2 separate regions of the Homo sapiens genome follow, and region 2 is linked to region 1. A link is a contact called in ENCODE Hi-C or POLR2A ChIA-PET data. All regions are on one chromosome and are shown on one strand. The core of a region is the stretch at or near the end of the contact, and the rest is flanking DNA. Distances in the headings are between cores, read along the strand shown.

Region 1 (7,157 bases), core at 229-2,728:
AAGAGGCCAGTGGTGAATTAACTCTGTAGCCTAGAACCTTGTAGGGGTAAAAACTATTTATCATCACCTACACACTCTTACTGGGCATTTATTGTGGCCAAGACTCGGGTTCCTGTGTGTCTGTAGAGGGCCTTCATTGTGGGTATCCACAAAGTGAGTTGAAACAAAGCTCATGCATGAGAAGCGCTGATGGAGTTCTCCCTTGCTCCTGCCACCTTCTTATCATCTGTAGTCTTTTTCTTACTGCTGAGGGATCCTTCCAGTGGTCACATTTGCCCATAGCCCTCCTGAACGCTTGAGTCTGCAGAAAACCTCTAGCTGGACAGCTTCTGGGTAGAGAAACAGGCCATGAAGAGCCTCCTACATGTGCACCATGTGGCTACGCTCCGTGACGAGGGAAAAACAGGAATATCTGTCTGCTGTGATCACGTGTAGTGGTCACGGTGAGAGATGACGGGGCTGCTCCTCCTCAGCCTCCAGTCAGGCTGTGTGGCAGCGATCACCTCCATGTCGATGGAGTGTCTGTGCAGTTTGGGAGCGAGGCTCTGCCTCTCTCGGTGAGTGTCTCACAGTTCCTTTCTCCCTCAGCCCCATGATGCCGTCCAGAACAAGGTGCTGAACTGATTAATGAGCAGGACATAAAGACAACTGCTGTCCAGAGCAACAGCTGTCCCAATCCATCCGTGGAATAAACAAACAGGGCAGAGCGAGGTCCCGACCAGTGGGGACTTGGGTGCAGGAAATGCCAGTCTCTTCTTGCTTGAATCAGGGTGTCAGGGGGCCTTCCTGGCCACCACTCAGGCTGTTCCTTTAGCTTTCTGGATCCCATTCCCTGCAGGTCTACCCTTGGGAGTGAAATAGTGACCGTCCCTTTGAGCCCGAGAGCTGGGGAGAAGGCCGTGCCTGTTAACAGCTGCCTGGACCCTCTCTGGAGAGCAGCAGGGAGAGGCGGGGCTGGAGGAGATGTTGCCAAGAACCTAAGGGTGTTAGTGACAAAAGCAAGAACTCCTGGCAACAAGTCCGAGGGACTTTCTTGATCACAAGTGGTATCTCCTAAGCACTTTAATTATAGCAGATTAAGCAGGAAGTGGAGTGCCGGACTAAAGGAATAATGATACAAAGGAGGTGAAGCAGAAAAACTTAATTTCCTTCCTTTAAGGGAAAAAAAAGTCCATTTATTTAGACGCATTGCAAAGAAAAGAATGGAGTGTGGCCTTTCCCCCAGCTCGGAGCTCAGTGGGTTTTTAAAGAACTGTGTGTATCTCTTTGGCCAGACCAGCGACTGGGATCTTCAGCCTCTCTGCAGAAAATGAGCCGCAGGCTCGGGATTTCGTTAAGATGCAGGAGCATTCCTTCTGGACCAATGACTCACTCATTCAGCCCCTTCTTTCCCGCTTCTCCTTGTCAGCCCTCGCCTGGCTGAGCTCATATTTTACATTCAGCACCTCTGGTTACCCAGAAATTGCATGCAAAATTGTGAAATAGAAAAGCAGTGGGCTGTGGGCTCCATCAGCTCTGCCTGGCGTTGCATCATCCTTGACTTGCAATGCTCAGAGGCTGGGCTAGGAGATTTGCTTACAGAAAGCCTGAAGGTCCCAGGGACCTTCCCAAAGTTGCGACTTGAATGCATGCTCTTAGCACACATGCTGTGTAACTGGGGCAGATCTGTAGGAATGAGTGGAACTGAAATCAGACCTTAGAAAGTCACAGTGAATAAGAAAATTGCCAGAATGGAATGCAGATATACCTACTGGTTACTGTCCTGTATGTAGCGGCTGTGTGGGATTTGACTGTGTTTTACTAATAGGAGCCTTGTTGGGCCCAGTGCTTCATAACTAGCTCTGTCTGTCGGGAATCCCCCACAGTATCCTGCTTGTGATTCACGCTATCCAGAGTCCAGGGCAAGGAGTTCTAAAACCTTATCATGTTTTGTTTTGTTTTGATACAGAGTTTCACTCTTGTTGCCCAGGCTGGAGTGTAATGGCGTGATCTTGGCTCACCACAACCTCCGCTTCCCGGGTTCACGCCATTCTTCTGCCTCAGCCTCCCGAGTAGCTGGGACTACAGGCGCCCGCCACCATGCCCGGCTAATTTTTTGTATTTTTAGTAGAGACGGGGTTTCACCGTGTTAGCCAGGATGGTCTCTATCTCCTGACCTTGTGATCCGCCCGCCTCGGCCTCCCAAAGTGCTGGGATTACAGGCGTGAGCCACCACGCCTGGCCGTTTTGTTTTTGAGAGACAAGGTCTCGCTCTGTCACCCAGGCTGGAGTGCAGTGGCATGATCATAGCTCACTGTAACCTTGAACTCCTGAGCTCAAGTGACCCTGCTACCTCAACCTCCCAAGTAGCTGGCACCTGTAGGTGTGCACCATCACACCTGGCTATTTTTTTTTAATTAACTTTTTGTAGAGATGGGCTCTCACCATGTTGCCCAGGCTTGTCTTGAACTCCCACCTCTGCCCACATGCTGGGCATTCAATTCCTAGATCTCTTCCTCCCTCCTCTCTTGACTTGCCTCCTCCTGGATCATGATATCTTATCATTTTCCAATCACAGCGTTAATGGTAAGGCTTGAGGCTGGGCGTGGCACCCATGCCTGTAAACCCAGTGCTTTGGGAGGCAGAGGTGGGAGTTCAAGACAAGCCTGGGCCATGTTCAGCACTTTACATGCCCATTCACTGAGTTTGCACAGCCGCCCATATGACGGGCATTGTTATTCCTACTGTACAGGTGAGGAAATGGGGGCTCTGAGAAGTGTGACTGTTTGTGGGAGGCAGCAGCTGGCATGATGGAAAAAGTGTAGGCATTGGAGGTGGGATCCAAGTCCAGTCTTCCACCCACAGGTTCAGTGATGTGGGGCAAGTTATATAACACAGTTTTCTCATCTGTAAAATCTGGACAGGCATACCTACACCCTGGAGCATTGGGAGGATTAAATGAGATCGTGTAGATAACAGCATAGTCCTGGCATATGAGAGAAAATGGCAGGGATCTTTCTATGACCTCAGTGTGAGAAGCAAGATCTAAACCCTCAGAGGTAGAGTGCGTCCCACACTCGGGCTCCTTCTACTGGGACACTGGCTTCCGGATCTCCACGGAGAACTGTTCTTAAGTTAGAAGGCAAGCACAGCGGGGACACGGTGCAGGACACCTGCGGACCCAGTGCCCTTGGGATTCTTTACCTTCAGCTTTGCTCACTGCAGATTAGTCCTCATCGCTCAGCAGAGAGAGTCGAGATTGGCAGGAGGATCTCCGTCTTGAACAACATTATGATTCTCTGAGCATTTCTATATGTTGAAAATATTTTATTTAAAAATTACAACCACCCCTCCTCCTCAAAATTGCATGACAGAGATTTCACCAAACCTGACAACTGATGAGACAAAGAGAACAAGACACAGAGAGGAATTTAGAAATAATCCTTGTGCATACCTTCCGAAGTTGCCACATATTACTAAAATTACCTGTATCTGTGTCTATCCTGCTACTCTATGCATTACATATCTTTGCATCCCCCATGCCTAGCACAGTGCCCAGCACATAGTAGGTGCTCAAAAAAAGTGCCCATCATTTGTTGGACTGAACTCACAACACAGTAACAAAGAGCCAGTTAGAGCAAATGCTGTCCCTTTTCCCAGGACTGTAGCTTCCAGACCCGTGTGAGGCCTCAGCCTGATTTCTGTTCACCTTAGAACCCCAAGGCTGACTGTGCATTTCCATAAGCACCTCGCTCGCCTGCAGGACGGGGCTGGGTTGGTGGTGGGTACCAGAGGTGCTCAGTGTTCAATCACGCAGAAAGTGGGCTAAAGGGCAGCGCCTCCTGCTCCCTCCAGAGATGCACTTCCATTCTCTGAAACGACAACTTCTCTGCACTCGCTTAATGGGATCCCAAATAACACGTCGCAGACCAGTCTTTTATCACTGTTGCCCCTTGGAACACATTTCGAATGCTGGCCATTAAAAGCAGGCCATTTCACGGTTCTTTAATGATGACACTAATAACTGTGGATTTTTGTCTCCCAGAGTCCTGATGAGCTGAGCCAAGGAGTAAATTACGGAGCTAACTTTTATGTGCATGGTTTATTGATCTGTGAGCTTCAAGGAAACTGCACCAGCCCCTATAGTTTGGCAGTCCAGACTACCTTTTCATCTGTGTAATTGGGCCACGAGGGCGCAGTTAATATTCAATTTATATTAATAGGAAGACAAAGAACATGATGTGCCAGCTCCATATTGAAGTAATGGGCATATCAAAATATTCTACCTGGTAATTATAAATAAATCAGTTTTCCCGTGACCCACCAAGGATGATGTTGCTAATTCACTGTGCATTTCATCATAATTTATCCTGAGAAAGTTCAGTGCTGCCATGTGCATGTATATCGCAGAGTATACAAGGGTGCTCCATCGTAAAACACCCAGCTGTCTTCATCCATGCTGTCGCCCATCTTTTCTTAACAGGTGAAAGTCATGCTTCGCATCTGTTCCACCTTGGCTCGAGATACTTCAGAATCCAGCTCTTTCTTAAAGGTGGACCCACGGAAGAAGCAGATCACCTTGTACGATCCCCTGACTTGTGGAGGTCAAAATGCCTTCCAAAAGAGAGGCAACCAGGTTCCTCCAAAGATGTTTGCCTTCGATGCAGTTTTTCCACAAGACGCTTCTCAGGTGGGTATCAGCCCCCTCTCAGGCTCAGGCAACGTTGATGAAAGGGCAACGTTTACTCATTCACAAGGGCCCTTGAGCTGGGAGGGTGTCTTCTGGAGCATTCTGATGGACCAGTTCCTTCAGGAGTCAATCTGAGCTCCACCGAATGGTCCAGTGCTTTTGAATTACTGGTGTCAGACCTTGGGCAGGATCAGTGTGCACAGATTTCAATAAAATCTGTCCTTGGGGAGAAGGAAGTGTGAGCCAGTCAGTGGATCACACACAGAAGCAGGAAGATAACAGAAAGGGACAAGGACAATGCGTCAAGGTGCTGGTGACAGATCTAGTAGGACCCTACTCCTGCCTGGGCATTGTACGAAGGGAAAAAAAAAAGTGTTTCAGGGAGCTGATTAGAATTAGGCCATCTCCTAGGCCCTGTATAAGCACACTGGGGTTGAGGGCAAGCCTGTAGCCCTAGTAAGGAACCAGAGTGCAAGGCAGGGAAACCGAGGCTGACATGCATCCTGTGGCCTGGCTCAGTGGAGTGAAGGGGAAGAAGAGAGGCTCAGGGACAGGTGTTGTATTCGCTGAATTGCTGCCTTACAAATCACCCTAAAATTCAGTGCTTAATACAGTAAGCATTTATCATTGCTCATCGGTCAGCTGAGCAGCTCTTCTGGTCCTAGCTCAGCTCATTTTTATGTCTGTGATCAGCTGTGGGTTGGGCAGGCAGCTCTGTGGATCTTGGCTGGATATCAGCCAGGCGAAATAAGATCATCCTATATCACACCATAGGCACATGTCTTTGGGGGTTGGCTGGCCTTACACTGGTGTAGAATAGCCTTGACCAGGTCAGCTGGTCTCTCTTCCACATTGTCGGTCGTCATCCAGCAGGCTAGCTTGGGCTAGTTCTCAAGGCAGTTTCCAGGACCCATGCATGCAGGTCTCTGGAGGCCTAAGCTCAGAATTGACCCAATATCACTTCTGCTGGATTCTACTGGCCCAGCTTCATGAGATGGAGAAGAGATTGCTTCTAATGATTGGACGAGCTCCAAGTCACATTGCAAGGGAGTTGCACCCAGGCTGGGGTGGAGAATTGGGGCCATTTTTATTAATCTACTATGAGCATAATTGGGAGGCTACTTGGGGGCCCAGGGTACCAAGATTACTGAGCCATGGGCAGCCAATGAACTGCAGACCTCACCAGATGCTGCAACTAAAGCTGCTAGTAGATATCTGTTCTCCTTTGGATTCACCCTGGAGCTTTGGTGAAGATGGGCCTCTAAGTGGCACGAAACAGCACCTGTTCCTTCAGGGGAGGGAGCAGGGACAGACGTGTAGAACTGATTGCAGAAATGAATAACCCAGGTTATAGAATATAGCCTACTTTGCCTGGAGTTTGCATCTTTCTGGTAAGTTTCTAGTGCTTATCAAGATTTACATTAAACAGTGTATAGGATAATAACTAATAATCTATAGCAGAACCTGACGACAACAGTGCGAATAGTTACCATTTGCAGCCTCTGTGAATTTCCTCCAGGCTGCATCTGAGTAGAGGAGGTGGCGATGTTCTCACGGGCTCCTATATTACACCGTGGGCACACAGCACATGTTACAGGCTCCATTCATTAAGAAGTTGAGCATGCGGTTTCCCCAAAGAGTTTTACCCAAGAAGACAAAGTACTTTATGAATAAGTTCTATGGTTTCTCTCCTTATTACATTTTTTGTGTGGCATATCACCCAATGGGCTCAGTAATTTAAACCTGACGTTTGGTCTAACAAATGGCCTACAAATAATTTCATTAACACAGTTAAAACTTTTCAGAAGCAAATCTCCACAAGTTGTAAGAATTCCAAAGCAAACCCTAAATCAAGCATGGACTATGAATGCGTTTTAGATTTATTCCAGAAAAAGGGTCCATTTTAATTGCTAGTCTTTGTTTACATTTCACACTCGGCTGCAGAGCTCAGTATGCTCAATACTGGAGTTTCGCTCATTTCAGAATGCCTTACTTTCATTCACATTTCCAATGTTATAATAAATTACATGTCTGTATAAATTTGCAGTTTTCAAGACATTTCGTAGACATTAACACATTTGACTCTTCCTAGAATTCAGTGGGGTAGGAAGAGAGGCACTGATGTTCTCATGTGACACACAAGGAAACCGAGACTCAAAGATGAAGTCACTTGTTCAAAGTCCCTTTCCCGAGCAGACGTCCTTCCTGGATTCCCCCCGTTAACCTCTCTGTATCCTGCTCGGTATGGTGGTGTATCTTTGACCTCCTGCCATTTTATCCAATATTTCCTAGCAGTGTGGCCTCAGGCGAGTCACTCAACCTCTCTGGACCTCAGTGTCCTTCCTCATCTGTCAGGTGAGGACATGACCACAATGTTCCTCATCAGGCCGTGTGATTCCTCGAGTTGACACACAGGAAGTGCTCACAGCAGAGCCAGGAACACAGCAAGTGCTCAACAAATGCGGCTATTTTTACCGTTATCACTGCC
Region 2 (6,882 bases), core at 1,871-4,370, 280 kb after region 1:
CCTCAACGTAGTCATCCAAGCAAACTTCTCTGATCCACCACAAACCACACCAAACAGCCTCTGACATCCACAGGCACAATCCCTGTGCACTTCCCACTGGCTTTCATGATGCTTGCTCTACTGCCTGGCGGCAATGAGCGTAACTGTGATGCAGATGAAAAGCATGTCTTCCAGATGCTGTCATCAGCCCACAGGTGAAGTAAAATTGGCTTTAAAAGGTTATTTTTTCATCTATTTCATGAAATTGTGGGATCTCAGTGCCTTTAACAGATGTCCACAAGCAGGATGTAGCAGGGCTCTGAATTGTGAGTCCAAGCAGCTGCTTGCATCCTCGCAAGAGCCCAAAGTTCCCGCCTCCTGCTGCTTCACCCATCTCCTGAGCTGGCCGACCCCAGGATGGATGTCCTCTTCTCAGATGAGAGAGCCCAGAGTTCCTGCCGCCTTCTCCTTCACCGGCCTCCCTGAGCTGGCCGACCCCAGGATGGATGTCCTCTTCTCAGATGAGAGAGCCTTCTCCCGTCGGGCAGCCCCGTCACTCCCTTGGATCCAACTGAGGAGCACTTGGGCAACCAGGGGCTGTGAGCCCAATCCAAACAAAAATGCTCGTGGTGAGGAGAAGAAGTCATCAAACAGCTGAAGCCACTGGCAGCTCTGTTCCATTTCACTTTACATTCCCACCGTCGCTGCCAGCATTTGCCAAATGCCCATTTAGCTTTAGATCTCAGGCAGAAACAGGGCTCTCCTGCAACTACAAATTTCCACAAACCACACATTCAAACCAACTGCGATTTCAAGGTTCAATCTCCAGCTACACAGAATTGCCAGAAGGAAGGGGATATTCCCTTCATAGCTTCTGGGAAACGGAGCACAGCCTTGAAGGTATGAAGTCAGAACTTCTAGAACCACCAAAGGCCTTTTCCGGCTACAGCCTCAACACCTCCCCTCCCTCTGTGTGGGGTTGTTCCCATCCCAGTGAATAAAACTGCTTCTCAGAGAAATAAGCTTATTTGCTTATATAAAATCAAGTCAACCTGGAGAGAATAAAAACAGCATCTACACGTTGAGGGCAGTTTGAGAGCCTACCTCTTGTCAGTGGTGCTTGCTAAAAATGAGCCTTCTGTAGAAAAGCATTTTGTAGAAAACTAGCATGATGGGCTGATATACAAGGCAGTTAAACACACATGAATACATTTAGGAAGGAGACACTTGCTTGCACCCTCCCCCCATACTGGAAAGGTATGTTCCTGATGTAATAACATATAATGGGGATTAGATGACACAGAGGGCTATGAGCTCCACTTGCAAATGCACATTCAGACAAATTCTTTTCACATCTGTAGAGAGACTACCAAATGGATGGCTTAGGCTGCTGTAAGCCCATACTCACAACTCCTACCCAAGTCCTGCCAATACTGTTGTGTAAACGCTACCAGGTGGGAGGTTTGAGATTCTGGGAAAAATGCAAAGATTTTACAGGAAAATTGTTCTCCTGACAATAGCCATTAAGATAAAGTACACCTCCAAAGTTCAGGGTGAGTTTTGTCTTAATGAAGACCAAAGCTGCAGCCCTCATCTCCTTTAATCGGCCACATCTCCATCTTTTGTATTTTCTTCTTTGAGGACAGATGCTCTCATTCTCCTCTGCCAACAGAGATAAAAATGCTTTAAGCTGCCGCAGAACAGATTCAAGTGAGGTTTAAAGGGCAGTGTCCCGAAGGCGAAGGTTATAGGATAACCTAGATGTGGCCACTCCAGAGACATTCAGACATGGGATGAATGATAGCTTGATTTGGGTTCTGTGCTGTTGGCATGTAAGACTGTGTGACAGGCAGCACTACGGAAGTGGAACTAAGGAGGCCGGGCCCTGGTACCAGCTCTGCCACTGGCCAGCTGTGAGGCCTAGAGTCTAACAGTGCCTCCTGGCTCCGCTTGCCCAGGTGAGAACTACATTAGGGTTACCACTGACATGGAAACTAATCCTTCCACTCCATTAGTCGCCTATGTGTAAAGTATATGTTGTCCATGAAAACAGACCTGAAATTCTGATAGGAAGGTTGCTGGGGTTTGTGATTGTGCAACAAATTGTAAATGCCTTTGTTCTGATTTGTCCCTCCTTCATTCTATTTTAAACTGAGTTTTCTCAAGTATAAACAACCCCAGCCATAGCACAGAGAGTCTACAGGACTGAAGACAACACTCAACATGGTACTACCTTCTGCCAAACCAAGAATTTGACAATGGTTATTTAATTCACACATTCCCTCTAACATTTGTATGTATAATGATTATAACAGGCAATATTCCAAGCTTGGGTAAACATGGTATTTGCTTATCTGCTAAAGCGAGCACATCAGATTATCTAATCTGTGGTTCTGAATTAAAGGAATAGTTTAGCTGGGGTCCACAATGACAGCTTCACATAACAAGTCCCTGAGACACAAGTCTAGACATAGCTTTTTAGGAGGCAATCTTACGGGTCATCTAAAGAAATGATTTATTTTGACATTAGAACCTCTCTCTTAACATCAGTTAATGGAGGGTTCCATAGCGTCCCCTAAGTCTTCAGAGTTGGGCTGCAGAAATTATCCCGTTCTACAAACACTTCATAAGGCAGCACTGAAATCCTTAGACCATGTGTCACACAAGCCAAAAGTTCAAAAGAAACATGTCGCTGTTCGAGGGAAAGAAATTACTTTAATCTCTCAGCCTTTAAAAAAAAATTCTAGAATTGTATTTTGTATCTCACTGGAAAAAAAGCCAGTGTTCCTCCAATTATTCTAAAACAAAAAAAGAAAAGTCTGTAGTCTGTGAATCAATCCATACAGAGATCTGTCCCTTGAAGCTGGAGGGTGGGTCACCCCAGAGGGCAGTCACTTGGCCTAAAGGTCTGGTGAGGAGAACACTACTTTGTAAAGTTTGGGAGGAGAGAGGGGTGACCAGATTCCATGGTACAGCTCTTTTGTGCCTCACCTCGTATCCATGAGACAGACTACACAAAATCACCAGGACTTAGACGCTCCTGCAAGCAGCTCTGCAGCCATGGAAGTGAAGTGCTGGCTGACGGCACGGCGAGCCGCTTCCTGGCACGCCAACAGAAAGCACATGTCTGCATTTTTGATTCCAGTAAACTCCAGGCTGGCTCTCAGCCAGAGGACCTCTTTGTAATGTCAAAGATAAAAGTACTGGCCATGTTTGGCACCCTGCCTCCACCTCCATTCTCTTGTAACCGTCTCATAAACCAAGCATGCATTACTGTTAACAGAGTCTTCCAGACAAAGGTCTGACGGAGCTTCATAAACATTAGCAGATGACGATCAGACAGGTCCCTACTGCACAGGAAGGAAAGGAGGTACAGGGAGGGGCAAGTGATTTCACTCAGAACATGCTGGAAATTGTGGGGAGAGCTGGAAATAGATATTCAACTATATACTCAGAATACTCCTACTACCAGAGAACTGCTCACTGAGCCGCCTGAGTCGTGCACATCTTCCATTAGAACCTGGCATGTGGGCAACATCAAACCTCAAATCTGTCCCCAGCAGTATAGGTATCATCTTTATATTGATATCTGATGAAGTTCCTCAAATTTGGATGTTCAAAATGGCTTTTTGAGTATACAAGATGATATAATGCTTCTCATACCCCTAATATTCTTCCTCTTGCCCAAGGGAATGCTACGATGCCAGTCACAGAAGATTTAGGAAATGATTACCTTTTGATTAGTTTTTGTTTTCATTTTGGGTCATACTCATTGTGGGCCAAAATTACACAGCCCTAGCTGTTTGCCTTTACCATTTCTGTTTTACTTTCCATTTAACTTTTGAGACTACTCTGAAAGTAAGATTTTAAGGTTTGTAAATGCTTACCAACTAAAATACGCAAGGATTTCTTTTCCGGAGGTAAACAAACTTACAAATCCCTCTTGCTCTGTGCAAGAACAAGGGGTACCCAGACCTTCATTCAGAGGACTTAATATGAGAAAGTCCCAGGTCTTCATCACCAGTGGAAGCTGGATAGCTCTGGATGTGCTTTTTAAAATATGTATCAGAGGCTTTAATTCACTCCAGAGGGCTGCAGAGAGCTTACTTCCTCCCCTATGCTACCAAGAGTGTGCAAACACACAGATACCCACAGACATGCCCACATACACACACATCCCAGGAATATGCTTTAAGGGATACTGAGGGCTCCGACTTTCCCTCAAACTGCAGACCTGTTGTTCCTCCAGCTTTGTCTCTCCTCTTTGCTGTAAGGGCCTAGTAAGGTAAGGTGGGTATATACTTAGAATCACCTCAGGAGCTGTTAAGAATACAGACCGGGTTCCATCGAGGCAAATGATATCAGCATCTCTTGGGGGCAGGCAGATACCGGTATCTTTTCTAAGCTCCCCAGGTGATTCCAATGCACAGTCTGGGCCAAGGACCATCAGCGTGGCCTTTGCCGCCTCAGCCATTGCTCCGAATCTCTGCGATCATGCTGTCACTCTTCGTGCCGACATGGTTAAGACTTGCTGCAAGTATTGATGGTTTTGCTTTTCTTTTTTCTTGTCTGCTCAATCTACAGTTCTGTCTCCCATGTTCTCTGCTTTTGCACAAATAGTTTATTTACAATAGACACAAAAGTGACCAAGTCTGTGGCACTACGGGGAATAAATCTCATGCCCTTCAGGTGCTCTTTAGCTCAATATATGACAACATCTCCCCAGTGCACTCCAGGGCCAGGTACTGGATCTGAGAAGACACAGCTGAGATGTGGCCTCAGCTTACATTCCAGTGGTTGAAACGGCCAAACAAATGTATCATTTCTAAATACCGCACGTGATAACAGAGAGGTAAGCCCTGGGGCTATGGGAGCATAGAGGCAGAGCCCTCTGCCTGGCCAGGATTTAGGGAAAATGTCCTGGAGAAGAGGATGCATGAGTGCAGGCTTGGAGGCTATGGGAGCACAGAGGCAGAGCCCTCTGCCTGGCCGGGATTTAGGGAAAATGTCCCGGAGAAGAGGATGCATGAGTTCAGGCTTGGAGGCTATGGAAGCATTAGACAAGGAGAGACAAGCAGGAAGGCCAGTAGCAGAGAAGAGAAAGAGGTCCTTGGGGAGGCCACGCTGTTGGGTGCTTCTGGTTCACTCATGCATGGCAGGGCGGCGCTGCGGAGACGGGGCAGCTCCCCGGCCCTCTGCTGCCCTACTAGGTCTGCAGTTACTTGCTGTTCAGAGGCTGCTTTTCCTTAGAGGCTCTTTTCCCCACTAAGCTGAAGGGCTACTTCAGAATGAGCCCACAGACCCAAAAACATAAAGCTGAATTAAACGGTTCATCGGGGGAAAGGGGTGGAGATAAAGGTTTAGATATGAGGTAGAGAGGTAGGGAAGGGGTCAGATCAAAGAATGAATTTGATCCTGCATGGGCAACATGGAGACATGGGGAGATTTTAAGTATAATCTCTATGTTTTTCAAATATTTACGTGGAAAATACACTTGCAGGTGGGAGGGACTGAAGGCGGAAGGTGTTAGGTAGATGTTTCAACAATCCAGAAAGAGATGACATGAATCTGAATAAGGCCGTGCCTTAGCAACAGTGAGAGAGGAAGAGAGAGACTGAAGAGAAAAGGAACAATTCAAGAGAGTGTAACAAGATGATAACCTGGGAGTAAGTCTGTGGAGAGTAGAGGATTCCAGGACAACGGCCATGCATCTGGCTTCAGTGGCTGAGTGCATGGCGAAGCCTTCCGGTGAGATGGGGAATGTAGAAAGGTGTTTAGGAAAGGGACGTTCGCTTTTGGACATGCTAATATAAGATGTCTGCAGAGAATCCAGGTACAGTTACCCCTAGGAAGCGGGAAATATGAAACTAGACCCAGAAGACAAGTGAAAGTGAGAAGTGTCGACTTGGAAGTCAACGCCACGCAGGTGGAATCTGAAGATATGCGACAGAGGAAATCACCCAATCCAACGGGGCCCAAGAATCTCAGGGGCAAAGCGGAGAAGTAAAGGAGGGCACGGAAACGAAAGGAGAGTGTTCCCAGGAGGAGGAAGGAAGGGACAGGTGGTGTGGAACTCAACAATGGCATCAATGGGGAAGAGACTCAAAGGAGGTCAATGGATTTGAAATCAGGGGCTCACCGATGACATCAGAGAGAGCGTGCTTTGGGGAGTGATAACTCCTATTGTGGGAGTTAAGAGAAAACAAACAGGGTCATTAAGTGTGCAGATGACTCAAGGGGTTTCACAGATTAAACAGGAAACAATGGTTAGAGGCAAGAGCTGAGCTGGAAAAAGAGTTTGTTTCTTATAACGGGAAAGTGTGGGCACGTTTATGCCACAGGGAAGGAGTCAGTGGACACGGAAAGGCAGACCCCAACAGATGGGGCAGCAAGGGGGGCGAGGTCCACGAGGAGGCAGAGGGTAGGGTCAAGAGCACAGGTGGTAGAAGCGGGTGGTGGGGACTCGGCTTTGGCAAGGAGGTCCCCATTTCCTCTAACAGGAAGAGACAGAATGGGTGCAGATAGAGTTGCATCTGGAAGTCAGCAGGGTGGGAAGTTGAGATGGGCTTTATGTCTGATGGACTCTTTTTCCCTATCTACTGAAATCAAGAGACAGCAGAGGCTTAGGAGGATGGAGCAGTAGTGAGGGTCTGGGAGTGCTATAGAGAATGGGTAAAAAGGGGCCAGCTGAGGACAACTTGGCAAGGAGGAAGCCCAGCTGAGGGAAGGCCAGAAGCAGCCCCAGCACCTGTCTGCAGGATCCTGTGACTTTCACAGCCCCATTGCATTACAGGGGCCTGAACTGCAGGAATATACTGTTGATGTCATCAGCAGTTGGAGGGTTGGAGAGGGACAACGCAGGGATGGCAGGAAGAGGGCGTTGAGCTTGTGAGTGTAAACAAA

The links. Hi-C counts contacts between places; a loop is a spot of excess contacts on that map. ChIA-PET counts read pairs that join two places held with the same protein, here RNA polymerase II (POLR2A). Pooled maps may share reads with other maps.
Region 2: a map of IMR-90 shows a loop between it and region 1 (1.8-fold over the local background). The contact joins two enhancer-like sites. A Hi-C loop is called at or near these places in 1 of 168 maps with a recorded cell type or tissue (IMR-90) and 4 of 50 pooled maps. POLR2A ChIA-PET finds 5 or more read pairs at or near these places in 1 of 52 experiments (AG04450).

Annotation. Positions count from the first base shown.
Region 1 is chr1:245,598,115-245,605,271 of GRCh38, forward strand. KIF26B (kinesin family member 26B) reads left to right here. Exons shown (of 15, transcript NM_018012.4): 6 at 4,463-4,669. Among named protein-coding and RNA genes, the nearest start is that of KIF26B-AS1, 370 kb to the left of the region's middle. Within about 2 kb of position 1,479, at least 2 of the 41 ENCODE cell types and tissues checked have a DNase peak (open chromatin) inside an H3K27ac peak, as active enhancers do.
Region 2 is chr1:245,871,996-245,878,877 of GRCh38, forward strand. The region is part of intron 8 of SMYD3 (SET and MYND domain containing 3); the gene reads right to left. Among named protein-coding and RNA genes, the nearest start is that of SMYD3-AS1, 230 kb to the right of the region's middle. Within about 2 kb of position 3,121, at least 12 of the 41 ENCODE cell types and tissues checked have a DNase peak (open chromatin) inside an H3K27ac peak, as active enhancers do.